Regions from separate parts of the Homo sapiens genome. Here region 1 is linked to region 2. Evidence: chromatin loops called from intact Hi-C (ENCODE). Cell type or tissue: sigmoid colon. All regions are shown on one strand. Each heading gives the region's core, and the rest is flanking DNA. Links, peaks and the distances in the headings are about the cores only.

Evidence for each region. Peaks named below come from ENCODE experiments on the same cell type or tissue, not always from the same donor. Only the 100,000 strongest peaks of a DNase experiment are listed, where the experiment ranks them.
Region 1: a loop joins it to region 2, with 2.9 times the contacts of the local background. A loop is called at or near these places in 13 of 110 quality-filtered maps.

Annotation. Positions count from the first base shown.
Region 1 is chr1:164,569,162-164,584,532 of GRCh38, reverse strand. The region is part of intron 2 of PBX1 (PBX homeobox 1); the gene reads right to left. Among named protein-coding and RNA genes, the nearest start is that of PBX1, 18 kb to the right of the region's middle. In sigmoid colon, for the core only: no CTCF peak of the experiment used is centred there; DNase peaks (open chromatin) are centred at 7,582 and 8,012; H3K4me3 peaks cover 2,069 bases; H3K27ac peaks cover 1,254 bases.
Region 2 is chr1:164,691,375-164,706,745 of GRCh38, reverse strand. The region is part of intron 2 of PBX1 (PBX homeobox 1); the gene reads right to left. Among named protein-coding and RNA genes, the nearest start is that of PBX1-AS1, 76 kb to the left of the region's middle. RefSeq lists enhancers at 6,160-7,391, 15,046-15,371. In sigmoid colon, for the core only: no CTCF peak of the experiment used is centred there; DNase peaks (open chromatin) are centred at 3,115 and 6,445; H3K4me3 peaks cover 2,808 bases; H3K27ac peaks cover 907 bases.

The DNA of each region.
Region 1 (15,371 bases), core at 4,556-12,555, 120 kb after region 2:
TCTCTGAGCACTTAACTGGAGTGATCCAATAGATCTAAGAGATCTAAGAGGCTTTTCCATCCTGTCTTCTAATTCTCGACACATCACATAAGAGCATACATAAGATGAACAAACTAGTATCCTTCAAGCAGACAATACTACTTTTAGATCTCTCTCTCTCTCTCTCTCTTTCTCTCTCTCTCCCTCCCTCCTTCCTAGAGACTGAGTCTGACTATGCTGTCCAGGCCGGACTAGAACTCCTGTGCTCAAGTGATCCTCCCACCTCAACCTCCCTAGTAGCTGGGATTTATAGGTATGCACCGTACTGCACTTGGCTTTTGGAAATAATTTCTTAAGATATTCACTCTAAAAATATAAGTAAATCCAAAGTAGATTTAGGTGAATTATTTGTGATTCCTTTCCTCCTTCCCCTCTCCCTCCCTTCCTTCCTTCAACTAGCATTTGTTGGGCATCAAATATATATACCAGGCACTGGTCTAGACATGCAAAGATGAATAAAGCATGGCTCACTAGGACCTTACCATCTTCAAGGGGGAGCTTGCAATCTTGGAGAAAACTGGATTCATCTTTCAGGACTTTCTTTGAGAACATATTGTGGGTTAAGTGCTATGCTATACTTAAGTTATCTTCAAGGGCCTGATCAAGAGCTGCCCTAAAGCGCCTTCGTTTTCTCCCAGAGGTAAGCAATTTGAGGACAAGTTCCTATCTTATATTTCTCACTCTGCCTGCCATAGAAGTACCTGGCAAATGGTTTTTAAATAGAAAGAAGGAAGAGGAGAAAGGAGGAAGAAAAGGAAATAAGGTAAACATTATTTCTAATAAGTGTAGCAATGAGTATCTAAAAATTAACAGCCCTGGATAAAACCAGTTGTGGTAGTTATTTGCTTTTTATACTCTTCATTTTACACGTATGTCTCAGGGACTGTCCCTCCTGGCCTTCTTAGGAACCATGTTTCTTCTGTAAGCCAGTCACAAGAATCACAATGGTGGCCACAACTCCAGCTGCCCATGAAAAATGGAACAGTGTCTCCCAGCTAAGGCTGCCAGGTCAAGTCAGGAGTAGACTAAAAGAGGGGCCCCACTCCCCTCTCACCCTGTGACCTGAGATTCAGAGAGGCTGGGTTAGTTAGCCCAGGAATGGAACCCTCTTCCCTAAAAAAGAATGGAAGCAAAAAACCAAATCTACAAGACAATAGCCTCTCTCCTCTCAGAAAACTCTCACATGCCCTATTATTCTTTTTTTTTTTTTCCCGCCTCTCTTGGCTTAAAGATCCAAACCCCAAATTCTAAAAGGTGAAGCTGGCTGTAATGAGAGTGTAGTTTAAGCAATCTATAAGTCATTTCACAAAAGAATGTTCACACTTCTATCATGTAGCAATTATCCAGCTAGAGTACAATATAACTATTAATACATGTTTATTCCCAGTAAATCATACCTTCCTCAAGGACAGGGACTTTTGATTCATCCCTCTTTTTATTTCAGAGTAAAGAGTAGCAAGTACTCAGTAAGTGTTAATAAATTAAATTTTCCCCTTTTGAATAAGCAGATAAAACAGTGTTTCAATTCAAAAATATATTAACTGAATATGTACTATGGGCTGAGCATACAAATCCTGTTCATCATTTTCAAGAAATTCTGAGTCTAACAAGAGAATTACATAGTAAACCAATAATTATGATAACATCTGATGAGTGCTGTGGATGGGTTATGCATAAAGGGCTATGGTAAAACATGAAATATAATTTTTTATCATGTCGTTGAGGGCAATGCCTATCATATCACTAGCATCTTCTTACTAGAAATTATGAGGCCGGGCACGGTGGCTCACACTTGTAATTCCCAGCACTTTGGGTGGCCAAGGCAGGCAGATCACCTGAGGTCAGGAGCTCCAGACCAACCTGACCAATATGATGAAACCCCATCTCTACTAAAAATACAAAAATTAGCTGGGTGTGGTGGCATGTGCCTGTAATCCCAGCTACTCGGGAGGCTGAGGCAGGAGAATTGCTTGAACCCAGGAGGCAGAGGTTGCAGTGAGCTGAGATCGCGTCACTGCACTCCAGCCTGGGGAACAAGAGCGAAACTCCGTCTCAAAAAAAAAAAAAAAGAAATTATGAAAGAAATTTTGCATGGGGTCCAGTACCAGGAAAAAAATCTGCTTCTCCTTAAATAACTGATTAGTTTCCAATTCTAAATGTTTGGCAATTTGAAACGGATCCTATTTCCCTTTTTTGCTTTTGCTACTAGGAAGCACAGAATCAAATCTGTAGCCAACCTTTCTAGGATATGGACTGAACAAGGTCCTAGACTAGTTTGACCCAAAGAGACAGTAGCTACTTCCTTACTAGCAAAAGGCCTGAGAAGTTCACAATAAGAAAGGATCTTATGGATACCATTTTACATACTAACATTCCCTTGCATGTTATTTTATTGCCCTACCTGAATTTTTTTCTTCTAATTTCCTCATTTATTTAGTAAATCTCTTGGTATCTCTCACATCTTTTGGTAAGCTTCTTGCATGCCTTTTTGAAATGAAATAAGCAATAAACAAATAAATAAGATACATAACAGGTTCTGTGGATAAATATGTTCCCTGAGTACACAATCATCCCCAAGACATGGAAAATTTACACAGCCATAAGGAAAGTAACACAAGAAAATGTAAACACAAGAAAACTGAAAATAGACGTTGAACTAGGATAGTATGATTAAAGGTAAATTAGTAGATTTATGATTTTCTTTTGTAAAATTTTCTTTATTAAGGTCTTCTTGGTAATAATGATGCTATTATTATATTTTTAATATCAACAGTATTGTTTTCTAAACAGTAAGTTTTAACATGAAATGCCTTGAACTTTTTCTTCCCCTTCAAAGACCTGGGGTGATATGAACAGCTTCACCTTCACCCTGGTCCTGCATACCAGGCTGTTCTCTGGGCCACCACTGCAATTTGGAAGGTAGATCTTCCCTCCTCAAAACTGAAAACACCCACTAATCACAAAAGGGGGCTGGGTGCGGTGGCTCATGCCTGTAATCCCACCACTTTGGGAGGCCGAGGCAGGCGGATCACAAGGTCAGGAGTTTGAGACCAGCCTGGCCAATATGGTGAAATCCCGTCTTTACTAAAAATACAAAAATTAGCCAGGCGCGGTGGCCCGTGCCTGTAATCCCAGCTACTCGGGAGGCTGAGACAGAAGAATCACTTGAACCCGAGAGGCGGAGGTTGCAGTGAGCCGAGATTGCGCCACTGCACTACAGCCTGGGTGACAGAGTGAGACTCCATCTCAAAAAAAAAAAAAAAAATGGCGGTCGGGGAGCTGCTGGATATGCCTTTCCAAAAACAGAGGCTCTGTAACTGGACAGATGAGACTTTTGGGTCTCACCATGGAAGCATCCATCCGCACCACGTAGAATCACTGGAGGGCCCAGGGCCTAGAGTCTGGCTGCACCAGGGAGGTGGTGTGATAGGACAATGGGCACAGGAAGGGTGTGCAAAGGCAGGACCCTGTGCCCTGCTTTATGCTTCTGTCAAAATGCTGGACTTCTGAGAAGGAACTAGGAAAGGTGACATATACAACAGCGGTGGTCAAGCTTTAGACCCCCTGCAAAAATAAGTCATGCTTGTTACCTGAAAGAAGTCAGGTGGATTCTAGAGCCAGGTGCGGTGGCTCATACCTATAATCCCAGCACTCTGGGAGGTCGAGGAGGGTGGATCACCTGAGGTCAGGAGTTCCAGGCCAGCCTGGCCAACATGGTGAAACCCCGTCTCTACTAAAAACACAAAAAAATTAGCCAAGTGTGTTGGCGTGCTCCTGTAATCCCAGCTACTCGGGAGGCTGAGGCAGGAGAATCGCTTGAACCCAGGAGACAGAGGTTGCAGTAAGCCAAGATTGCATCATTGCACTCTAGCCTGGGCAACCAGAGCAAAACTCCATCTCAAAAAACAAACTTGGCTGGGAATGGTGGCTCAACGCCTGTAATCCCAGCACTGTGGGAGGCCGAGGCAGGTGGATCACTTGAGGTCAGGAGTTCAAGACCAGCCTGGCCAACATGGTGAAACCTCTGTCTCTACTAAAAATACAAAAATTAGCCGGGCATGGTGGCGCACGCCTGTAATCCCAGCTACTCGGGAGGCTAAGGCACAAGAATTGCTTGAACCCGGGAGGCGGAGGTTGCAGTGAGCCAAGATCATGCCACTGCACTCCAGCCTGAGCAACAGAGTGAGATTCCATCTCAAAAAATAAAAAAAGTCAGGTGGATTCTAAAAACAGAATAGGCAGAGGCCTAATGAAAATCAGGAAATAAGCTCAAGGCGAGTTTTGAACTTATCCTCTTTACTTGTTTTGCAGCCAGCCACAGTCATGAGATAATTAAATTTCTGTACCTGAGAAACAGGATCAGAAATGAGTAGAGCCAGACAATTTGTTATTTGGACAACCAAGTAAGATTCCACTGGATTTCCTTGGAAGAATCACAATTTGATGGGCTGTCACTCAATGGGAATGAATATTTTCATAGAAAAATCTACACTTAGTAAAACTTACCAAGTAAAATCTCCAAGTCAGCCTCTCTCTCATTAGCTATGTGACTTTAGGAAGATTCACTAAACTCTCTATGCCTCAGTTTCCTCATCTTAAAAATCAGAGTAATAATAGCGCTGTACCTAACACATTTTTTAAATATGCATTAACTCCTATTACATATGAACAGGAGAATTCTGGGCTCCTGTTTCATACAGGAAAGTATGAAACATCACTTCTGCCGACATTCTCTGTTCAGTTTCATTCCAGGATGATCCACCACTACTGGGGCCCAGAGCACTCTTTCCTTCAAATCACTTGGAGCACACAAGTATAAAGTAACAGCTTAACCATCTATATTGCATGTTTCCCTTCTTCGACTGACAGCCAGGACAGACAGACTGTGCTGTCTGTGTGTTCCAAGAGTCAGAGACGCCTCCAGGGCTGGTCTGCCCCAGTAACTGGGCTGAACAAGCTCCTAGACCAGTTTGATCCAAAGAGACAGGCAGCTATTTCCTTACCAGCAGGACTGGGCAGGCCACAGTGAGAAAGACATCACACGGAATATCACAAACCTTAAGGAGACAGGTGGTCTAATGACACAAGGCCTCAAAGAGCATTAAGTTAACCCAGTATGTTCTACTAGCAGGGAGGGAGAGAAGGGGAGGGTATGAAAGTGAAAGATGACGCTAAGCATGAAAATTTAATTTGTTAAAAAAATGGAAGACAATGCACAAATTGTCTACATGTACTTATTGAATATATAATAAATGTAGGGTATAAACATATATGTGCACTATGATAAAAATTAATTCCAGCTTCTAGAAAGCATTGCTGTTTGTCTCCCTGCTAGCAAGAACCCTGGAGCACAGAGGTAAATTTCACACTTCCTCTCAGTACTCCTTCAAGGCAGAAGCAGACCATGTAGCTTAAGCTGCCCAGGTGAGCAAATGTCACAGAATGCCTATTCAGCGGGTGGTAAATTTCAGCCATCCCACGGAAATGCCAAGTGGTCTCAGGTCACAAGTTTGGCAAATAGCAATGGGGGCGGGGAGGGCGTGGAGGGGTGGGTAGGCCCCAGTAGAGGGGAGGAAGAGAACAAAAGAGAGTGAAAGGGGAAAGGCAGAAAGGAAATAAAGGAGGTTACAGTGCTTGAGGAAAGGCAGGAAGGCCCAGTATGCAAGGACTCAAACATAGAACATTTCTGAGGCATCCAGGTAAAAAAACTAGAACTCCTTGATTCAAAGAAAGCATGCTTCTGCATGTATCACCAGGGCAGCAATGAACTTTGGTCAAGAATGACCTTTACAGCCACACTCCTGGCTCTGGGGAACACATTCCAGGCTCCTGTCATGGGCTTTGGGAGTGATGGACCTGCCCATGTCACATTGATTCTGCCCATGATTCAGGCCCCTGGAAGCTCCTTGAGGGTAAGGGCCACAACTCACACATATCTGTATTTTTCAGTCTCTGTCACAACACTTCAGGCATGGGAGAAGTTTCACAAATATTTGCTAAAGCAATAATTAGACCAAAATGGAATAAAGACTCTTCAGTCCCATCATGCCCTCCAGGAGGTCTAAAACAAAAATGTTGAACGGTATTTCTCAAATGAAAAAATAAATCCAACCAGGATAGAGATTCATTTTTAACTTTTTCACTATACAACCTGTGGAAGATAAAGAGTTTTCACCAACATCTCCAGAACATAGGGCATTCAAAAATATTTTATGAAACTTACTTAAAAAATAATTGAGCTTCCATAACCTCTACTTACAAAGGGCAACATGCAGGAGGTGACATTATAGGTAAGAAGATATACTCCAGTGGGATCTTGACAACACAAACAATCTTTGCATACTTATACCCAAATGGAAGCCACTGGAGAGATGCTTCTCTCCCCTAGGAAGTCACCAAAACATCTCTACTTGAAACACCTAGAGAGGAGTCAATAGAATAAATGAGTAGGAGGATGGGGGTGTCCAAATCAGGAGCAGAAGGAAGCAGTTATTTCCATTCTTTACTATCACCATTGCTGATATTATTATTGCTATGCTTATATTTTAGCTGCAACATCTGTAACAGTCAGAAGCAACAAGAGAACTCTCAACCTACATAATAACCCTTTCGTCCTCTCCCCCAGAGTTACTAGGATGAGAAATTCATCCTGTGAAATTAATAATGGGCTTGATTCTCCAGCTGGTGGATCAGAGACTAGGCTGGTGGAAATTTATAGAGGGAATTAATTTATAGATTTTCGAAGTAATGAGGGAATTCAACCTTCCTGACTTCTAGCTCTCCCACATTCATTCAATAGAAAGTTTCTGGACCGTCTACTGCAGGACCTGCTGGTTTCCTGTGAAGCTGTAACAGAGCAATAATAAGCAAGCACTAGAATACACTTAAGAATAATAATCACACATCAAGAACATCTTTCCTAGTGTAACTTTCTAAGAAGAAAAATAAAGTAATATGGCTTAGGCATGTGTATGATGACAGCCCCTTCCTGCCTGGGCTCCAGCAGGCTAGGTGGGGGAAGGGAGGCAACTATGCGTGCATGGGCAGGAGGGGGCAAACTACCAAAATCAATTCTCTATTTTCTGAAGACTGGTAAAAATAAGGCAGCTTGAAGCCCCTTTAAACATTCCTCTGAGACAAGACAAGCCGCCATATAAGAAACTAGCTATGTCTGAAGGCCCCAAACCTTCTTCAAGTGTTAAAGAAATCAGACTGAGCTTAAGGAAAACAAATGTCAGTGCTGTTTAAAGTACATCAAGGTTCTTTGGGTTAAAAATCTCCCTAGGGGAAGATGACGCACTCCCTGTAAGAGCTGAGAGACAGAAAAGACGGGAGGGTTTCTGCAGTAACTCCAGATTATATTATTTAATTCATTTCATTACCATAAAGCAACAACTCGAATATTTATCGAATACAGCTGAGACAACACACGGCCAACTAAGGAGCTGCAAATTAATACGCGTGCGTGTTAGCACATACACACACTCACCCACGTGCTCACACGCGGCCTTCTGAATTTCACTTCTGCATGCAAAACCACCACCACCGAGGTCTGCACAGCACCGGCACTTTGCATATTGAAAACGCGGCTCCAGCGGGCCCCACGGAACAGATCCTTCCCAGGAACAGACCCTAGGCCCGGCTCCCTGGGAACAGACCGCAGGCACCCCTCTGCCTCAGAGGCTCTGAATGTGACTCCAAGCCCACATTGAGAGGTGTTTAATAAAGGAAGTATGGCTCCCAAGAGGATGTCTTCCCCCTGGGGGGCGGCGGCCCTCTCTTTACCACCCTTTGGGAGAAGAGTTAAGTCAGCCGGGACAGAAGAGGTGGCGGGGGAGCCTCGGGCCGCCGCCGGGAGCAGACCGCTGCGGCTGACCACTGCAACCCGGGCCAGGCAAGGGAAATGATGAAAACACAGCAAGCCCCGCTTGGGGGACACTTGGCTTCGCGGTCCGCGCGCTGGCGGCCGGTGACGTGCGGCCTGCGCTGGGAACTCAAGGGCAGAGTCTGAGGGGGGCCGCACGCCCGAACGGGAGAGGGAGCCGGTGCAAGGCGCAGGGTGCAGAGAAGACCGGGTGCGACGCGGCGCCGCGCCGGCGGACCGGGCAGTGGCCGGGCGCTCCCAAGCGTCCTCTATGCTGCGCGCATCAGCCCTGCGGTGAAGTCAACAGATTTGCGAGGGGGTTCGCGGCCACCCCTAGCCCTCTCCTCTAATCTAATTGTGCAGCGTCTTACAGCAAGACTCAGGCGACAATCTACGACGGTCCAGCTCCCAGCATCATCATTATCCTTTCTGAAAAGGGCATCTCGTCTTAGCACAAGGCCATGTGGCTCGCCACCGGGCTTCTCCACTGTTTCTTGGTTCCAAAAGTTTTATTTTGTGATGCATCCCCTTAAACTCCTTCCAGACGACTTCAATTTCTCTTTTCTACGTGGTCTGAACGAACATGCTCTCTCATCTCTTGGGTTTTATTGTTGCTGGGTTTTGTTTTTTCTTTTTTCCCATTCTTCCTTAATTGGCCTCCGGATGAAGCTGCTTTAATTTATTCCTCACACGATGTGGTTACTTCTTGGGCCTTTATACTTGGTGCTGCGCGCAGCATCACCACCCACCCGCACCCACCCAGACATTTCCTTCCCAAGATGTTAGGTATTACAGGCACCCTAGTAAGGAGGATGCACAAAGGAAAGATGTGCTTGTGTTACCCGCTCTTTGTTTTTAAATATTTATTAATGTAAGCAGGGTGCATTGGCCCTAGAGCCTCTGCATGCAAATTCTACAGAAAGGAATTAACGTCTACACCCTCATATCCATAGAGTGCCTTTCAGAATGGATGTAGGCAGGGCTCATCATTAGACTCTCTGGGAGTCTTTCTTTGTTAGGGATAAAAGACAAATGCAAAGTTTCAATTCTATTAACAATGGTAATTATAAGGAGGATTCTCTTACAGTGACAACACTTGAGGTCTCAAATCACCTAACGCCCTCAGGAAAAACGACTGACTCTCTCTGCCCTACCAGCACAGGCTACTAGGTAAATGTATTCCTCTGACCTACTGGCAGATTCAACCTGTCTCAAAGCAAGACAAATATATAAACTTTTTCTCATACTTACTGACCACACTTTCTTAGGGAAACTCAAACATCTTTCTAAATATCCTCACTGTAAGTTTGCAAACGCCCCACTGACAGGTGGGAAACAGAAATTATTTCAGTATTTCAGCTGAGGCAAACGTTGAACAAGTAACTCCACCATTCCAAGGTGAGGGCCAGACTCCTTTCCTAAATTCCTGGGCTCTACCATATGAACTCAAGAAGGTATTCTGCACTTGCAATACTGCAATCAGAAATCTATTCCAAGACAAGTTTCCAGTCTAAAATCCAATAGCTGCAAATACATAGCATGAAAACAACATATGCATTCCATCACAAAGTCCGCAAGGTGGATTAAACTGGGATTGGCCTCCAACTGGCCTTATAAATGGGATCCTGAATGCTTCAATAATTTTTTTTTTTTTTAGTCTCACTCTGTTGCCCAGGCTGGAGTGTAAAGGCGCAATCTCGGCTCACTGCAACCTCCACCTCCCGGGTTCAAGAAATTCTCCTGCCTCAGCCTCCCAAGTAGTTGGGGTTACAGGTGCCCACCACCACACCCAGCTAATTTTTGTATTTTTAGTAGAGACGGCATTTCGCCATGTTGGCCAGGCTGGTCTCGAACTCCTGACCTCAGGTGATCCGCCCATCTCGGCCTCCCAAAGTGCTGGGATTATAGGTGTGAGCCACCACACCCAGCAATAAAAATTTTTTTAATTCCACTATTTTTTTCCCTCTCAGTTTGCCTTCTGCAATTCAACTTGATTGATGGAGGGTAACGTTAACACCACCATAACCAGTTTTACATGACCATCTAGGAAAGATATAAGGATTCATAGGAGAAATTAGAGCTGCCATAACAATGAAAAAGAATTTTCTTTTATAAATGTTCCACCTGCCTAGTGTCCTAGGAATCTAAGCTTTGGCAGGGATCATGTTGGGGCTCACAACCCATGGAATATGGAGTCAGATCAGAGGCTCTCTAGAGTCACCCATTCCATGGATGTGGAAACCTGAGACTAAGAGGTTAAATGGCGTTCTCAAAATAATATGCTACCACAGAGGTAGTCAGTGTGAGGCTGCAGAGGGTCCAGCAAACTCCTGTCATACCATGGAGTGCTCTGTACTTGTTCCATTGCATTACAGCTAAAGAAAACAAGGAACTGCTTCGGCCCACTCAGTCTATTCTAGGGAACACTTAAGATTTTGTTAAGGAGAAAGAAAGAACCTAAAATGAAGAGCTATGGAAAGAAAGAAGCAAAAAACACAGAGAAGGAGGTGGGGGAACCACCCCATCCCGGCTTCCAGCAGTGACCTCAATAGTGTAAGGTGGACGTTCTCTTCCAGAAAAAGATGTCTCAAATATGCTTTAATCTGGAACACGGCTATTCATCAGGCAACAATTTCAATTGCTACAGAACTACCAGCTCAAGTTTGAGTGGGGAACAACCATGTATCTTCCTCAGAATGTAAAAACTATGCCAAAAAAGGAACAAAACGGAGTTATGCCAGAACAACTATTCTATGGCTGTGCTGTCCCATATGGTAGATACTACTCATGTGTAGCTATTGAGCACTTGAAGTATGGCAAGGCAAAATCAAGATATGCTATAAATGCTGGGCACGGTGGCTCACGCCTGTAATCCCAACACTTTGGGAAGCCAAGGTGGGTGGATCACCTGAGGTCAGGAGTTCAAGATCAGCCTGGCCGACATGGTGAAACCCCATCTCTACTAAAAATTAGCAGGGTGTGTAGTGGCAGGCGCCTGTAATCCCAGCTACTTGGGAGGCTGAGGCAGGAGAATCCCTTGAACCCGGGAGGCAGAGGTTGCAGTGAGCCGAGATCACGCCACTGCACTCCAGCCTGGATGACAGAGAGAGACACTGTCTTTAAAAAAAAAAAAAAAAAAAAAAAAGATGTGCTGTAAATGTAAAATACACAATGGATTTCAAAGCCTCAGCATAGACACACAAAAAAAGAATGTAAAATATCTCATTAATTTTTATGTTGATTACATATTGAAATATTTTCAATGTATTTAAGTTAAATAAGATGTATTATTAAAATTCATTTCACTTGTTTCTTTTTACTTTTTTTAAATGGGGCTACTAAAAAATTTAAATCATTAAATTTAACATTACCATTTCAAGGCCTTAGCACAAAAAAAGAATGCAAAATATCTCAATAATTTTTATATTGATTACATGTTGAAAGATTTTTAGATATATTTGGGTTAAATAAGAAGTATTAAAATTTATTTCACCTGCTTCTTCTTACTTTTTAAAAATGAGGCTACTAGAAAATGTAAATCATTAAATTTAAAATTACAGGTGTTCACTGAAAAGCACTGTTCTGTGAGATTCTCTCCACAGAACTCTAGAAGTAGGGGAGGGGGGTGTGAAAGTGTGGAGATGCCTTTTGCTGCGTTTTGCCCGAGACTTTTATTTCTCTCACACTGACAACCATTTAACATAAAAGCAGGGTCAGGAAGCATGTTAGTGAACCTCTAAAACTCCCGGACAGAGGTAGTAGAAAACTCAACCTGAACCGACAAGGCCAAACTGATGAGAAAGGTGGTCAACACTCTGTCATGTGGTTTCAGAAAAATAACAGTAGTGGCCACTAGTTGAGCATACTCATTGAACTATGTGCTTTACATCAGTGTCTTTTTTAGCCCACCATCCTACATCATACATATTATTATCTTCACCACAGAAATGAGAACACTGAAGCTCTGTTAAATCCAATAGCTCACTAATGTTAACACAAGCTAGGATGGTTTCACTCAAAGTCCATGCTCCCTCTGTCACACTAGATTACTATTCAGAAAATTCTCCAATCTTTTTCAAAAGTGCCTTCCTCTCCAGGAACCTGACATCTGAAATTCCAACATTGGAGAATCATTCCTTTGTCTTACTTTTTTTCCTCTTTAAAATGCAAATAGTTCTAACAGAGATTTCACATAAATCCTGATCATGCATACTTCAAGTCAAATAAATTTATCAAAAACTTTTTTTCTTAGTGTATTGACCAAACATGACAATAAACACAGTAGAGTCCTAAACATAGAGAGGAGACATCATTGAATGGAGAAAGAGATTGAAAAGAATGAAAAGCTGAGAGTGCTGAAGACAAAACTTAGTGCCATTTACACTATGACTTAAGAATACACCAGGCTGGGCGTGGTAGCTCAGGCTGGGCGCGGTGCCTCACACCTGTAACTCCAGCACTTTGGGAGACCAAGGCCGGTGGATCACTTGAGGTCAGGAGTTCGAGACCAGCCTGGTCAACATGGTGAAATCCCATCTCTACTAACAATACAAAAATCAGCTGGGTGTGGTAGCCCATGCCTGTAATCCCAGCTACTCAGGAGGCTGAGGCAGGAGAATCGCTTGAACCTGGGAAGCAGAGATTGTGGTGAGCCAAGATCGCACTACTGCACTCCTGCCTGGGACACACCATCTTAAAAAAAAAAAAAAAAGCATATATATATATATATATATATATATATATATATATATATATACAATGTACAGATTTTTGTATATCAAATAGACCTCAATAAAGCTGTTTTTAAAAAATGTGCCTACTGCAGCCACTCTGTAAAACCGTTTGGCATTTTCTCAAAATCTAAACATAGAGTTATCACGAGCCAGCAACTCCACTCCTTATCCAGAGAAATGAAAACATATATTCATACATAAAAACCTGTAAGCAAATGTTCATAGCAGTATTATTCATAATAGTCAAAAATGGAAATAACCTAAGTGAACAGTAACTGAAGTCCATTCCTTAAGTTACTGTAGCAACTGAATAATGAATAAGCAAAATGTGGTATATCCATACAGCGGAATAGTATTTGGCCATAAAGAAAAATGAAGTACTGATAGATGCTACAGTATGGATGACCCTCGAAAACGTGCTAAACAGAAGAAATGAGTCAAAAAACATCAAATATTTTATGATTCAATTTATGTGAAATGTCCAGAATAGGCAAAAACCACAAAGACAGCAAGTAGGTTAGTGGTTACCAGGGACTAGGTGAAGGGGGAAATATGGACTGATTGGTAAAAAGTACTGGGTTTTTTTAGGGGGCAAGGAGGCTGATAAAAATGTTCTAAAATTAGATTGTGATAATGGGTTCACAACTTTGTCAATACACTAAAAGCCACCTAACTGTATATCATTTAAATGGGTGAATTTCATGGTGTTAGAAATATATTTCAAGAAAGCTATAAAAATAATGAAGAATAAATCTACTATGAATCAAGGCTGTCCTTATGACAAAGATAACATTTTTCCTAAATAAGGAATGTACTAGAAGGGCAAGAAAAGGTCAGGTTGTCTTCTATCAAACAGTGGGTGAAGGATATGAACAGACACTTCTCAAAAGAAGACATTTATGTGGCCAACAAACATATATGAAAAAAAGCTCATCATCACTGGTCATTAGAGAAATGCAAATCAAAACCACAATGAGATAGCATCTCTCACCAGTTAGAATGGCGATCCTTAAAAAGTCAGGAAACAACAGATGCTGGAGAGGATATGGAGAAATAGGAATTCTTTTACACTGTTGGTGACAGTGCAAATTATTCAACCATTGTGGAAGACAGTGTGGCAATTCCTCAAGAATCTAGAACCAGAAATACCATTTGACCCAGCAATCCCATCACTGCGTATATACACAAAGGATTATAAATCATTCTACTATAAAGACACATGCACACATATGTTTATTGCAGCACTATTCACAATAGCAAAGACTTGGAACCAACCAAAATGCCCATCAATGATAGACTGCATAAAGAAAATGTGGCACATATACACCATGGAATACTATGGAGCCATAAAAAGGATGAGTTCATGTTCTTTGCAGGGACATGGATGAAGCTGGAAACCATCACTCTCGGCAAATTAACACAGGAACAGAAAATCAAACACCGCATGTTCTCACTCATAAATGGGAGTTGGACAATGAGAGCACATGGACACAGGGAGGGGAACATCACACACTGGGGCCTGTCAGGGGGTGGGGGACAAGGGGACGGAGAGCATTAAGAGAAACACCTAATGTAGATGACGGGTTGATGGGTAGAGCAAACCACCATGGCATGTGTATACCTATGTAACAAACCTGCACGTTCCACACACGTGTTCCAGAACTTAAAGTATAATTTAAAAAAAGAAAGAAAAAGAAAAGGTCAGGTTGCCCTAAACTCACTTGTGCTACTTTTCCTGCTTTGGAACTTTGCAAGTTGAATGGATAGGCTTATGTATCTTCAGAGAGAAAATGAAATGTTTTTAACTATGATTACACAATGCCTCCAGTTGCTGACGCTAAGAAAACACCATCCTTAATATGCAATTCTAGCTTTTCAAGCGGTTGTTGTCCAGTTTGTAGTTTAAAAGTTTTTAAAGTAGCTTAAAAACTTTTCCTCTGTTCTTACCCATTCTCTTTTCCCCCTCTTCTTCCAATCTGTCCCAGACTTTTGGCCAGATATAGCTAATTCTCACTTTAAGAGAATAGCAAGGGAAACAGGGCCAGGCATGGTGGCTTACGGCTGTAAACCAGCACTGGGAGGCCGAGGCAGGCGGATCACTTGAGATCAGGAGTTTGAGACCAGCCTGGCCAACAGGGCGAAACCTCGTCTCTAGTAAAACACAAAATTTAGCTGGTGAATGCCTGGAATCCCAGCTACTCAGGAGGCTGAGGCAGGAGAATCGCTTGAACCCAGGGATAGAGGTTTCAGTGGGCCGAGATCACGCCACTGCACTCCAACCTGGGAGATAGAGTGAGACTCTTGACAAAAAAAAAAAAAAAAAAAAAAAAAATGCAAGGAAAAAAAGAAAGCAAATCTTAAATTCAGCAATTTTTGTCTCTTTTCAGCATAAAATCAGAGTCTTGGAATTGGCTTTGTCTTTAGGGACCATCTGGTATAAGCCTCTCTATTTCATATAAGAAAACAAGTCCAGAAATAATAACAGCTAGCAGCTATTGACTGTTTACTCTATGCCAGGCACTGTAATTTACATCTATCACCTTATTTAACCTCACAGCGACCCTCTAAGATAAGTACCATTATGATCTGCATTTTATAAATAAGGAAAATGAGGCACAGAGAGGTTTTTTAACTTGAATAAGGCCAGACAGTTAAGAAGTAAAAGATCTAGGATACAAACTCAGAGAGTCTGGCTTTAAAGACCAGGTCCTTAACCACTACTATTATAGTTTATC
Region 2 (15,371 bases), core at 2,439-10,438:
TCAGACTGTTTAAATCTTCCTGGTTCTCACTGTTACTTAAATTAGAGACTGTGTTATTTAACCTTGTAAAGCACCAAGGCTATAATTTGTAGAGAAGACAGTTCACCAAATAGGGGCTATGCATATTGTCATATGTTCAAAAAAAGGTATATCATATATATGTGACTGCATGAATCCAGGCAGGACACAGCTATCATACATATCACCATACTAGAATGGACATTAGTAGTTTAAAAACTCTAACAAGATATATTATGATTTAAGGAAACCGTGCATAACTAAAGGGGTGATTGTGAATAGATCTTATGACTTACTAGGAGGATTACAATGGATATCCTAGCCAGACTCCACTAGTGGATTCTAATATGATTTGCTTTCCAATCATATAATTCATGCACAGCTTATCAGAAAGACATTTAGTGAATAAAGGAAGTCACACCATACTTCTTAAGGCATGGTCTAAAAGGAAACACAAAAGGAAACCTCTGCCCTGCCTACAGAAGTTTCCAGAGGAGCCCAGTGACCCACAGAGATGGCAAGAAGAGGTGAAAAGACACACAGTATATGGCTAACACCGCTCAGCCATCAGAGGTCATAGGGGCAAAAGAGAATGGTAGTTCCACTGAATAACAGAATTGAGACATTTTCAAGATACTCCTTAGTAAGTCACAAGTGTCTAGATTTTTTTTATATCAACCATAGAATTCCAAAACTCAGCAATCAAAAACCAAAAGGCCAATTACAATTTAAGTCCTTTTGAAAACATTTTAGCTTATTTCTGTAAATGCTATGGCCACTAGACAAATTAACACAGAATTCCAGATCAAAGTGCCATTCACACATAGGTACTTGAATAACATCAGGCAGCATGAAGGTGAACAGGTGCTATAAACAACTTATTTGAATGTTTTAAATGTATCTACCATGAAAACCTTCTGAAGAGGTTAAGGAATTCTAGAATACAAATTGAAAATTAAAGGCAAGTTGATGGTACCTCAAAATTGAACTTGTCAAATGAGAAAATTATAATCAAAATTGTCTTCATACTTTTCATATCCTTCACTGTGTTAGTCACATAATATATACATATACATGTTTCTGCATATGCATGTGAAAAATCAAAAAGGCAAACACATATCAGTGGCTAATCATAACATAATATAAAAAGAATATGAGGTCTGGTTTCATAAGTGATTATATCCATAAACACATGTCCTGAGGCTTAAGTAAGCAAGCAAGGCATCTCCTTCCACATAGTGATATGATCCCCAAAATTTATATGAAAAATTTTAAAGATTGAGCTATGTTACATTCTTTGGGGGAAACACCTTATTTAAAAGCAGTCAACAGTCAGATATTTCTGCAAGTAAATAATCCTGTAATTCATCTTGTTTAGTAACAATATATTTTTTAATTACCAAACACAACCTATATTATTTATTTACAGTAAAATGTATTTTCCCCAGACATATTATAATACTGTATAGATGAATGGTTCTCAACTGGGTATAATTTTGCCTCCCAGGAGACATCTGGCAATGTCTGGAGACATTTTTGGTTCTCACAATGGGGGAGTGGGGATGCTGCTGGCATCTATGGGTGGAAGCCAGGAATGCAGCTAAACAGCTTACGGTACACAGGGCAGCCCCCATAATGAAGGATCATCTGGCCTCAAAAAGTCAATAGTGCTGAGGTTGAGAAACCTTTTTATAGATTATCACAAATGTTACAAAATTTCTCAAATGATTTCCCTCAAAACCTTTAAGAAATGAAAAATGAGAAGTTGGGGAAAACAAGAACTCCTTTTGGTAGTATTTTGATTATCAAAGTTATAGTTGCTTTTGTGAATGCAACAATATATTACTTCACCATAAAATATGCTCTTAAAACCTAACACTTGTACTTGCATTATACCCACACACTGAGAAATGCTGGAAAATCAGCAAGGATTTTAGGAAAAAACATCTACCTGAGACATCCTTCAATGAACAGAGGAATACCCTGACCAACTGTGTTAAAAGCAAATAAAGTAAGATATAACGAAAGCTAACTTTTTAGCCAGTGAAAAATAAACACATCTGGTACATAGAGTCCTATGTGTGTGTATCCATCCAATTCTATAGTATCAGAGCTCTGACATTCAGTAATATAATAATATTATTTTTGAGATCAGTTAAGGTATAAAATGTGCGTACTCTCAGTCTTTAATATTAATAAGTCTTGTAACTAGCAGTTTCTCATAGCTCCGAATTCTTGAGCACAACTACAAAGGGCACTTATCCTGAAAAATCTAATAAATTTACAGTTTTATATACTTCCTTCAATTGTAAAAGTCTTGTTCAATAAACTTTAAAATGCCACTATAGAGCAATAACACAGACAGTATAAACCCAGCCCTGGGAAAGCTGTGCAACCAGAAATTGTTCCCCTTTCTGCTAGAGCAATAAAGTTTTATATGTTTGAACTGACTGTAAAAAGGTTTGAATGTTGGCAACTGGGGAATAATCTGTCTTCTTTATAGTTATTATCATATTTCCCACAAGACCCCTTGGTCTGTGTCAATCCTTCTTGTATATGACACCTTTGTACTGTCAGCGAAAGCAAGACTACTTTACTTTTTTTTTAACTATAGGACTTGTATCTGTTTTCCTTCAGATTACAGCTAACAGGAATAAATTATTTCTGACAAGCATCTATTGCAGCATTTTACCAAATAAAGCTGGTTGTGAGCTGCTTTTCCAAGAGAGGGAGGGACCTCCTCCCTTCTCCTTCCCTCTCTTTCTCTCATCTGATTCAAATGCAATTCAGGGCTGGTTAAATTGGAGGAAATGCCAATAAAAAGAGATTTGTAGGGAAGTTGCTCTGAATGCCAGACCCCATTCAACATGGTGGTTCGGTTCTCATGGGTGCAATTGGATGTGTGGAGAAGGGACTTAGGAAAAGGTAGGAGGAGGAATCATCCCTTTCCCTTCCTGACCTCTCTTAGATCTGAGAACATCTCTGCATGCACCTGGATTCAGGCAGCACACGGAGTCCAGCCAGTAGAAATGGCCAGAGTTTCTCATATTCTGATTAACAGCCAGTGACGGAAGCGGTAGCTATGACCAGCAGGGGCAGACACCCAAGCTGTCACATGTACGCCTGGGCTGTTGGCTAACTGGTCGTCTCAGCTGAAATGAGTTCAGGCTCGTGGTAATGAGCAGGGAGCCATTTTGTACATATGTGTTTGTGTCCCTCTGCCAGGCCTGTCATGCCACAGATCAACAATACATGGACCTATACCCAGTAATCCATTACACATAAGGCAGCCATATGAACTAAATATATTCTCCTCTCACTCACAATGCTACAGCACCATCCTGAAGTTGCTCGGCTTTCCACCTTTTAGAATAACAAGAAAAAGGCACAGAAGATAAGAACAGATTTTTGTAGCCCAGCATGGAGGTATACACCTATGGTCCCATCTACTTGGGATGCTGAGGCAGCAGGATCACTCCAGCCCAAGAATTCTGGGCTGTAGTGCGCTATGCCAATTGGGTGTCCACACTCAGTTTGATGTCAATATGATCACCTCTTGGGAGCAGAGAACCACTAGGTTGCCTAAGGAGGGGTGAACCAGCCCAGGTCAGACACAGAGCAGTCTGTGTTGACCAATGGTGGGATCGAGCCTGTGAATAGCTACAGCACTCTTGCCTGACAACATAGTGAGACCTTGTCTCTCTCTTTTTTTTTAATAATAGACATTTGCAAACATCAGGTTTTCAAAAATCCAAAGATATATATGGTTGGATATCAGTGGAGCTGGCACCATAAGTTAATTACCTCTGCACTCCAGAATAGACAAAGTATCTCCAAAAGACCATGAGAGTAAGATGATGAGTCATAATGAATATAGGCATATGCAGATACACACAGACCTACACAATGTCAACGAGAAGAAGAATTTTCCTCCTCATCCTATAGACACTTAACAGACCTGAAGGGACGGTCCTGGCATTTCCCTTTTAGACAAAGAAGTGATTTCCCCCTCTGTCCTCTCCATCCCCCAACCACCTCCCCCTTTCATTTTCATAGTGCTTTAGAAAAGGGCTGATATTTCCTGCACTGCATTCACTCTACCTGCCACTGTAGAAGCACACAGTCAAGCACATGCGTGACACCCTGTTCATGGGGGTAGGGTGATTCTTAGATTATGGTGTATCTGTACAAGTGCACACACTCACTCACACTGAAGCCCACCTTGGTCAACTCAAAATGAAGAGTCAACTCCAATATGAAAGCTCTGATGTGGAAGGGTAAATGCCAAATGATGTCTATAAACATAGCAGTTCTACCAGAATGAGGTAATGCAAATAAGGCTGAGTCAATACAATGACATCTCAGTGACTTTGGAAAAAGCTTGAGCCCATGCCCATGAATGTGAGCTCAGGGTATCCTCTTATTTTCTCCTCACTAAACCCTACATGAATGTTCAGGTGCACATTATGATGCCTTCTCCATGCCCAGTTCAGGCAACAAACATTTTAATCTATATATGGAGAACATTAAAAAAAAAACCTCATCGTGGTAATTGTCTCATACTGCCAGCCAGGGCAAGGCACACTGTGCTCCCTCCTGCTCTTCTCCGCAACCCCCAGAACGGAATTACTATACAAGCTATACCTTTTAACAAAGGTGTACTCATGTGCACCTTAAAAGTTCTTAAATAGCAGCTGCCCACTGGAAAAACATATGTCTGTAAGAGATTTTTATTCTCTCCATGTCCCCTTCATGCACTTTGTCTATGTGGTTAAAGTTTACAAATTATTTACTTTTCAGTAGGTTTTTAATATAGACCAAAAGGTTGTGGGTCTCAGTCATATGTCACAGTACCACTAATAAAAGCAATATCGGTGCTATTATAAAAAACTTTCTGAACACATAATACAGAGATAGAAAATGACACAAATCATAAGTACAGAGCTCGGTCAAAAAATACAAAATGCTTTAAAAATGTGCACAATCAGTCTTGTGCAGGACCCATGTGCTGATGAAGTGAGGGCATTGGTGGCATTTTAATTACTCTTGAATAGTAGTGAGTTATCACCTTTAAGACCAGTAACTAGACCATCACCACAGGGGAGTGGGAGAGAGTGTGAAGGAAGAGGTAGTTTCTAATAAGTGACGTAAGTACCACAGGCATGGGATTCATTGACAGTGTTTGTGAAATACAGATTCCTAGACTCCTATCAAATTTGCTGGGGCAAGGCCTGTGAATCTGCATTTCATAAACACCCACACCCGCAGGGGTATTCTTGGAATTACTGAGCTTGGCTAATGAAGTACAACAGCAATTCCCCTGCTGAACCCCATCACACTTTCTTTTCTGAAACTGGAGTGGCACTGCCCTGACTTGCCCAGGCCTCAGGCATATCCATATCTGAGATAACAATTGGTGAAGTTCAAAAAATGGCATTGTGTTTCAACACAGAAAAGAAAAAGGTTTAGAAAAATAACAGATCAACAAGAAAGTACTATCCTGGAAGCTCTGCCTCATTCTAACTTTCCCCTGAACTCTGCTTTCTACATATCTTACCACTCTATGTATCCTAGCAGGGGAAAAAAAAATGCAAAAAGGCAAAGAGTCTCCTGAAAAGATTAGGAGTTGGAGCTTTACCTTATTATCTGACACGCATATATTGTTTCATTACTAACAGAAATAATGATAATACTTGGCTATTTGCGTAATGTTTTAGAGGCTACCACACTTTCATAGGCATGATTATGTTTAGTCTTGCTAATGAATTTATGAAGTGTTATTATTCTCATGTTACAGATGAAGAAACTAACACCCAGAGAGGTTCAATGACATGCTCAAGGCCACACAGCAGGCAACTGTCAGAGGCAGATGGGAGTCCATATCAGCTAAGTGGCAATATACAGGGCTGGCCACCACCAAAACACAAAGATGGGTGAAAAAAGTCATAGAAACCCAACACAAGGGAAAAGCACCTTGTTCACTGAAACTGGCAAACCTTCAGTTTAATTCACCTACCTCATCCAGGAGAGTTGGGTCCCCTTCCATCATCCTATCTGCTGCAGGGTCTCCACCTGACACGATCACCTTTATTATTACCTCTGTACCATGCACTGTAACTAGACCATGAGGTAATAAAGATGATCACTGTCTGCTCCCGTGTCCCCCAACCTAGAGCAAAGCCACCACATTCTGGTCAGTGGTAAACAGCTAGTATTTGCTACGAAGAGTAGCAAGAAACCTTCGGGTGCCACTAAGAGAATCAAGTAACATGAATCTCCTCCCCTACGTAACCAAAGCACTTCTCTTAAGTCTCCAATGGAGAAATAACAGAACCTCACGCTCCCTTGATGTGCCTTCCTTGGCTTCTCCATAACCCAGCAATCCTGGCACATTCTGTCTCACACAGCCACGGGAGTCCCGTGTCCCTCAGGAGCTGCCAAGCTCTCTGATGTACAGGCTGCTAATACAGTGTTATTAAGAATGCGTTTGCCTCCACTCCTCTACACACGCTGGCTTCCCTGCCTGAAGAAAAGCCACACACATGCTCCCACAGAGGGACCCAGCGAAAAGCCCTGGAACCCACAAAGGGAAATCAGCATGCCAAGGGTTAAGCACACCCTGTAATAAGCATCTCTGTTCCGGCATGTTGCGAAAGCCCATTACCTCCCGCCACATTACCTCATTCATTTCTTATATGCGGATGGTTTATTTTCCCATGAGCACCCTGGCTCTCAGTATTAAGTCCCCTCCTTCGCCTCTATTTCTCTATCCATCACATTTAACACTCTGACAGTAACAGTCTATAATGTTTCTATTCTACAAAACCGCTCTGTCAACTCCGGGCTTCCAGAGCAGCAACTGAGGAAAATAAATAACATCAACGCCAGGGACGACAGCATCACAGCTCCCTTTCTGCTGGGCTTTTTTATATTATTCTACAAAGTGAGAAAGAATAAAGGGGATGGGGAGAGGTGGGAGCAACGAGAAGAAGAATTTTCCTCCACATCCTATAGACACTTAACAGACCTGAAGGGACAGTCCTGGCATTTCCCTTTTAGACAAAGAAGTGATTTCCCCTCCGTCCTCTCCATCCCCTGACCACCTCCCCCTTTCATCTTCATAGTGCTTTAGAAAAGGGCTGATATTTCCTGCACTGCACTCGCTCTACCTGCCACTGTAGAGGCACAGTCAAGCACATGTGTGACACCCTGTTCATGCGGTAGAGTGATTATTAGATTATGGTCATCTTTTCTGGAGCAGGAGTCCAGTGAGGAGGTGGAGGTACTTTGGGGATCCACAATCTTTGTTCTCGGGGAGACACCAGGCAACAGAGACTCTGGAACCCACGAGCAGGTAGAAAGGCACAAAAACGTTAACTACTGAAAAATAAATCACTTTTGAAAGCTTGGCTCCCTGTTACTGGAGCTTTACCAAAACTATTTGTATTTTCATCATTTTCGATAGTAATCTTCTAAAACATGTTATATTTCCATCTAGCTTCTTTTAAAAAATATCTAGGTAGATAGATAGAGAGGGATCTTGGACATTATTTGGCCTCCTCTTTGTGACCCACGTCATTTATCATTAGGAATGCTGATGATCACCCAGGCCCGCTGCTATGTGAGAGCACGCATGCCTATTCTGTATAGACTCAGTCTGCTGGTCTTTTTAAATTCTTGAGTCTCCTTTTTATGATTTTACTGCTTCTTTAAGTTTCCCCCTCTTCTGAGGTTGTAGTGCTATAGCTGATAGCATGGGCTGTGGTTCCAGATCATGGAAGCCAGACCTGACTACTGGCTTGGGACCTTGTTTCAAAACCCCCCTGTGCTCTGTCCTCACATGTAAAATGGAGGCAGTTGTGGTACCTCGTGTTCTAGTGTGGTTGTGAGGATTACCTGAGTGAATGCTTGAGAGTATTTAGGAGAGTGTCTCAGTTAGTAAGTACTTAGTAAATGTTAGAGATTATCATGTATATAGTCTGGCACAGGCTAGGAAGCCAGATAAACATACAATTAGAATCATATTTGAAATCAGAGGTCTTGAGTGGTGGCTTTTGGGCGCTCTGATGAGTCAACTGCACAAACTTAAGTACATGGGCCCTTAGTTTGGCTACACAGATATCCTCTGCTAGCATCCTGGCTCTCAGCTACTTCAGATGCGGGAGGCTGGCAACATTGAGTCCTGAATGCCGAGATGTAAATCAAGAGACTAACTCAGGATAAGAAAAAAATGAGGGAACAGGGAACAAAATAAGAAAAACAGCTAAAAATTTCTCACTCAACACCGTCAAACACAATTCTGTAATTCCTTCTGTTCAACCCCACAAGGCTGTTTCTCAAAGAATGAGAACTACAATGTACGAAATTGCTTTGATATGTATGAAACACTCTGTGCTTATTATTTATACCAGTAAGACCATTATTATTACTCAACTTTGTATCGTAAAGCAGTCAAAATGAACTTCTAAATCTAACGGCATTCAGAGGTAGGAGTCTTGCTCTCACCCTCTACTGCTACCCGAGGGACCGTGGTATTTCTTTTTTCTATCTCAGGTGTGGCAGAATGGAAAAAAAACATACTGAGGTCCCAACCCTCTTAACAATCGGTGCCCTGGGAGATACAGGCACTTTAATTTCCCAGACCCGCTTCTCCCTTCCTAAAAAAGAGAAGAGCCCGACACTAGAAAATCCAAGTCGCTTACCACAAAGCTTCAGAATAATGCCTGCATTCCAACCAAAGGGGTAAGTGAGACAAAAAGTTAAGACCAACTGGGATCTAGCATGTCTGATACCTGGAGGCAAGGAGGAACTGGTTCCTGATACGTCTCTTCTTGTCTAGTTCAATTCCAAATATCACAAACAATCTAAACCACTGAGGCAAAGAACACTTCTGCTTTTATGACTTTTCTTTGGTCGGGGGAGGTGATGTGAAGACCACAATCAGGCTAAGTGATATTATATCCTTATTTTAAATGATAATATTTCATTACTGCTATTCGTAGTACTCTGTGACAGTTTAATTTTCCTATTTTGATGATGGAAAAGTAAAGGTGACCTCAAGGCACCAAGTGGCTAAAGATGTCCCCCTAGGGAAGGCATGAGCCTTTCAAATAATTTCTTTGCAACAAATTAACATTGAGACTTCCTGTGTATAAAGGAATTGAATGCAAAAATACATAGGTAAACACAGTTTTTGTTTTTAAAAGTTTATAATTTAGTGAAGAGAAGGGGACGTATAAAAATGATTAAAATTAAGGGTTGAATAAAGGGTTGACATAGAATAGAAAAGGGCTAATTAAAGTTTCAGGAATTTTGTTATAGGAGCATGGTAGAAGAGGTGATTAATCTGAAAGAGGGTCTTACTAGAGATTTCACATTTTCATAGAAAGGGTGACATTTGGGAAGCTGCCGTGCTTTCAGTTATTAAAGGCTCAGATTCTGCAGTCATTCAACCTAGGTTCTAATCCCTGCTCTGCCAATTCCTAGTCAGGTAACAGGGCAAATTATTTAATCCCTCTACTGGTCAGTGTAACAGGGACAATGAAAATACATACTTTATAGATTTTGCAGGGAGGATTAAACGAGATAATGAATGTAAAATAGCAGTGCTTAGTAACTAATCCCTAAATTAATATTAGCTATTATTATTTTAATCTTTCACCAAACCCCATGAAGTAGGTGATATTATCCCCACTTGCAGTATTGAGAAGACGGACATATGAAAATTAGGTAACCTGCTAATGTCACAAAATAGACAAAGGATATAGAACACAAATTTGGGTCAGTCTGACTCCAAAACCCAAATTCTTTTCCACTATAATTTTATTCTGGTCCACTGTCACTCAATAAACTCTGACCTCCTACCAGAAAGAGGTCACTGGAACTAGTGAGCTCAGCCTAGGGACAGCCTGAAAACAGAGTATGATTCTAACAGATACAGCGCTATCCTATGAAAGTCAGAGACAAAGCCAAAAGGAAAGTCAACAATTATACAGAAGTTATCACAACATTCAGTGAAACTCAAAAGATCTACCACAATCTGAAATGAAGAAAACTCTACCTGGCATCCAAATCCCCTCCCTTCCCTGATTTCCTTATTCCTATTAATTAATGCCAAACCCATTCTCTCAGGTAACAAATCAGAGAACTTACAAAGATAAACACATAGACAGACATGGGAGATATCTTAGAGTCTAGTCCAAACTTGCATACGATGCAGCAAACTCTACGACAATCCTGGCAAAGCCTTATTTCCGAGTTACATGACAAAGCCAGCATCTGTGACCACACCCTCCAGCCATATGCCTAACAGTTTTCATTGTACTGAGTCATATCCCACCTCAAACTTTCTGTGGAATCCAAATAAATAAATGAATTAAATGATTCCATCATCTTCAATTCATACCTTTCCTTCAACTTCCATATCTAGGTGGTTACCAGGCTCTGTCATTCTTTTTTTCAAAAACTTTTTGAAAAAAGTGTGATCTTTTTCATTCCCAAGATAGCAGATCCCAGATCCTTTTGTCTCCTGGCTGAAATCTGTTTCTTCACTCTCTCTACACTCTAGTACATCCGGCACATTTTTACCAGATGAGAAGTCCTTCAATCTAATTTCAGAACATGTCATCTATGCTCAAATAACGACTGGGTCTCCATTTATTACTCCCAGCTAGACATTCAATGACAGACTATCAATGGCAAGCACATGGGCCTCACTTTGCCTACTCTATCCTACTTCCTGTATTTTCCAATCAATGCACACCTTCCAACTTGGTCTAAACCACCATTTCATAGGGAAGTCCTACAAACAGACCATACACATAGAAACTGAGATAGATATAAGTTTTGTGTAACATGTCAAGGGCCACAGAATCATTATAGACGAGCTAGGACTAGCTGCTCAAACTCCCTGTCCAGGGCTCTCTCGCTTTTATCTATTAAGTTATGATGTGGTACTAAAGTTGCCTGATTCTGAAGAATGTTGGGACCAGTGGATAAGATTACAGAGCACCTACCATATGTTCAGCCATGTACTAAAAATTGGGAGAAGAACATGAAAAGGCATTAACTTACAGTCCAACGGGGAAACGAACATGCTAAAAACACCATGTAATTATTATAAGCTACAATGAAGGAATATACAAGGCAAAGTGGATACAAAGGAAGAGGAATATCTAGAACTGGGTCAGGATACTCAGGCAAGGCCTCAGCCAGGATCTGAATGATCAGTAAGAGTGTTTTAGGGGATAACAGGTACAAGAAATCGCTAGTAGGAGACAATCTTCAAAGGTATAAGAAAGAAGTGGCAGGTTTTAGGTATTACAGGTAACTCAGTATATTTGTAGCATATGATGAGATAGAAAAAAATGGTGAGAAATAGCCCTGGTGAAGTAGGCAAGGACTAGATCACAAGGTTCATGTAGGTTATGCAAAGGAGTTTAGATTTCATCCTACAGACCAAAATGAATAATTCTCAGCAGACTGTAATGCCACTCTTTCTCTTCCACTAAAGAAAGCATATGGGAATTCAAGTGAGCGAAAGTGACATTTATATGGTGATAATTTGACTTAGCTTAAAATTTTAAATAATTTGCAAACCTTAGGTCTTGAACCATTATTAATATCAAAATTACTTGTGACATACTTCACAACTGATCATGGCACAACAGTTTTGAGATTCAGGACTGCAGCTTTTGACAATGGGACCTCCATCAAAGAATTTTGAATAAGGGTATAGCAAGCAGGTTAGCATGTTAAGAGTCTCCTGGCAGGCCTCAGATGCGATGGGCTGCTTAAGGATATTACAGGCAGAGACACCAGTCAAGAGGTCAATACTGCTGAATGGGTGAAAGATAGTGAGTGCCTGACTTAGGATGACAGCAGATGGGAAGAAGGAGAAATGAGAAATAGTTAGAATGTGTTTAGTTTTATAAGTCTTGGCATAAAGTGTTCATTAAATGCTTGCTGGTAGTATCAACACAAATTGGCTAATGATTAGATGAAGGTAGTGGGAGGTGACATAGAAAAAGGTTAAAGTCTGATACAAATATTAGGTTTCTAGATTGGGCAGATAAAAGACGGAATACAGGAGGAAGACTTGTTGTGGATGGGGATTGATGAGGTCTGCTCTGGATTTATAAATCTGCTGAACATGGATATAGAGATGCTTGCCGGGCAGTTATATGTGTAGATCTGAAACTCACAAAAGCAATCTGGGCTAAACATATAGGTTTTACTTTACCATTTGTTCAATAAATACTTACTGGATACTTGTTTTAGTCCAGACATTGTACTCCTCACTGGGGATGCAGCGGTTGACAAAGAAGATAAGTCCTCTGTCCTCAGTGAGATCACAGATGGATATATTTGTGAGCCATAGGTATTTAGTTGATAAATGCAGGCATACGAATACTTAGTGATGGGCTGAGGAGGCAACATTGAAGTTAACTAAGGAGGCCCAACCAAAGAGATATGAAGCAAACCAAGAGAATACAGAGATGAAGAAATGAGAATTTTATAATAGAAAGGTTGTCAGGATCAAATACAGCAAGAGTGTAGAATAAGGACTGAATTTGTCCACTGGGTGATTTCATAATCTGCAGGGGCAGAAATCTGACTTCAGCAAAGAAAACAAAGCACTCTAGAAGTTAATTGAAAAAAAAAGCTAGAAATCTTAGAATCACTAGTCTCTCTAGTTCTGTGACATCTGAGATAATCCTAAAGGTTTCATGGAGGTGGGACCTGGGTTAGGAGGTACAGAAGATACAGAGGACACTTTTAGACAACATCAAAACAGAATATGGCCCATAGAAGGAACCAGACTGGGAGAGCACTTTCACAACTCTTGTGAAAGGCAATCTTGGGCATAAGGTGCCTATGATTAGCTGCACGTTGTGAAAAGGCAGACGTCATGGTGTTCAGAGCAGCAAATTACCTTCCAGGAGTCTATGGACAGATCTGTTCTTCATTGGCTACATGATACTCAGGAAAAGCCCTTGCTATGTATGAACTCACTGGACCTGGAGAGCAAAAGTGTGTGAAGGCTGCAGATGGAATAACAGATATGCTAGATGACAGCACACTAGAACAGCCAATGACACAGGTGCTACCTCTGCTCTGCCAAGTAAGGCAGCTCTAGGTAGCTCCCCTGCCGATGGAAAATGGTGGGGAGTGTCAGGTGTGGTAGGAAAGAAGGGGGAGCTGTGAAGCAACTGAAGCAGTATAAACACCTATAGAATAGTGGGGACCCTACCTAAAGCATGCCATAAAAATGTCATACTTTGCTCTCAAGAACGTAAGTCGCACTGTCCTAAATTTACAAGATCAACAACTTTTGGTGCTTTCAGTGCCTGATTTGTTCTTCGGCCCTTCCAGGTATTATAATAATTGTAATAGCTCCCTCATTCCTCAGCAGGCACCCTGTGTATCTCAGGGCCACCCTGAAAACCAGGCAAAGGCCATCTGCTTCACACTTCCTCCCTTCTGCAACAGCGAGCATGAACCACAGGGCCAGTTCAGAGACAGCTCATCTTGTACATCCAAACTCTGCTCTGCTCTGCTGTTGCTTGTAGTTTAAATCTGCTGTGTTACAGTGGCAGTGGGGAGAAGAACCCTGAGCTTCCAACTCTTTCTTCCTGCAGAGGCCTGTGGGGCACACACAGTGACCTTGGCGAACAGTGGTCTCAGGGAAGGTCCCAACCACATAGCCATAAACCTCTCTGGGGATTAGCACAGTTGGGACAATGTTCACAGAAGCCATATGCTGTGGTAGAAAGAACCCAATCTGGGCTAGTCTTGCCTCTACAACTTACTAACTCTATGATCTTAGGTAAGTTATTTACATTCTTCGATTCCCTTTCATGAAATTAGAACCTAGTAAAACTGTGCAGCCCATTTAAAGGGCGACTGTGAAGACTGGGTAAGCTAATGCTCCAGAAAATTTCTTTGATTTTAATATTATTTTTGAGTAGTTAATGCATTTACAATATAAAAAATACATCTACAATATACATTATGATCACCATACATTGCCAAGTCTTGCTCCCACCCTTGTTTGGCCCTGTTAACCCTATTCCCCACGCTCACACCTGGCCTCTACTGATAACCATTTTTCTTCATTTCTTGCTTATCTTTCCAGCATTTCTTGAAAGGGTTACTTTAAATATAAAGTGCTGCATAACTTAGTTATCATTATTATAATTGAAAAGCAGGAGGGGAGGGAGTGGTGGGGTGGGAATGGATGGTTGTGTTATCTATAAGGGGTCCCATTTCCTCCACGAAAACCTGCCTCATTATATCATAGTTCACACCCTCCCTTTCATTCATCCCCACATCCATTCAACCTATGTTTGTTAAAAGCCTGCTATACTCAAGGCAATGGGCTGAGTGACAGCATAAAAAACACTAAAATCATTTAAGTGCATCTATGGCACTTCTGAGTTCACACCATCCTCACTTACACTTACCCTCATGATATTCACTTCTGCCTGGGTATGAGCTGCCTATGGCCACTTCTGCCTGCGTATGAGCTGCCTATAGCCAGCTGTCTACGTACACTTTGTATTTCCCACAGCATATAATGTGGTACACACAAGCACGTATACAGGTTTAGTATCTCTTATCCAAAATGCTTGGGTCAGAAGTGTTTCGAATTTGGGATTACTGTCTTCAGATTTTGGAATTTTTGCATATACGTAATAGTGTCTTGGGGATGAGACCCATGTCTATACACAAGATTCATTTGTATCTCATATAGTTTACACACAGACCCTAAAGGTAATTTTATATAACACTTTAATGATTTTGTGCATAAAACAAAGTTCTGACTATGCTTTGACTGTGTAGTCACCTGAGGTCAGGTGCAGAATTTTCCACTTGTGGCATCATGGTGGTGCTCAAAAATTCTCAGATTTGGGAGCATTCTGGTTTTCAGATTTCCAGATTGGGGATCTGTGGAAGACACTCAAATATGCCTGCTAACTTGAGCTGCTCACAGGCAAGAAGTCTTATTTTATGGTGACGCAACATCAGTTGGGTGATCTCAGACCCAGCAGCCTTTCTACCAGCGCTTGAGAAAAGCCAAGGTTGCCTGCAAGCTCTCTGCTCTCTATCAGTGCCCTGTGGTAGCCCCTAGCCTAGAAGACGCTTCAGCCTCAGGTGTGTCTAGATGGGACTGAAAGAGAATGGGTCTGTCTATAAGTTCTTGCTTGGCAACTGGAAGTGATAGAGCTGGAGGAAGGAAGCTTAGAACACTCTAAAACACAGTTAAAATTATCACAGAGAGAAAATTACTCCTCATAAGGAAATGTCATATGCCCACAGTACTCTAGTGTGATTTGTATTATGTCAGGATG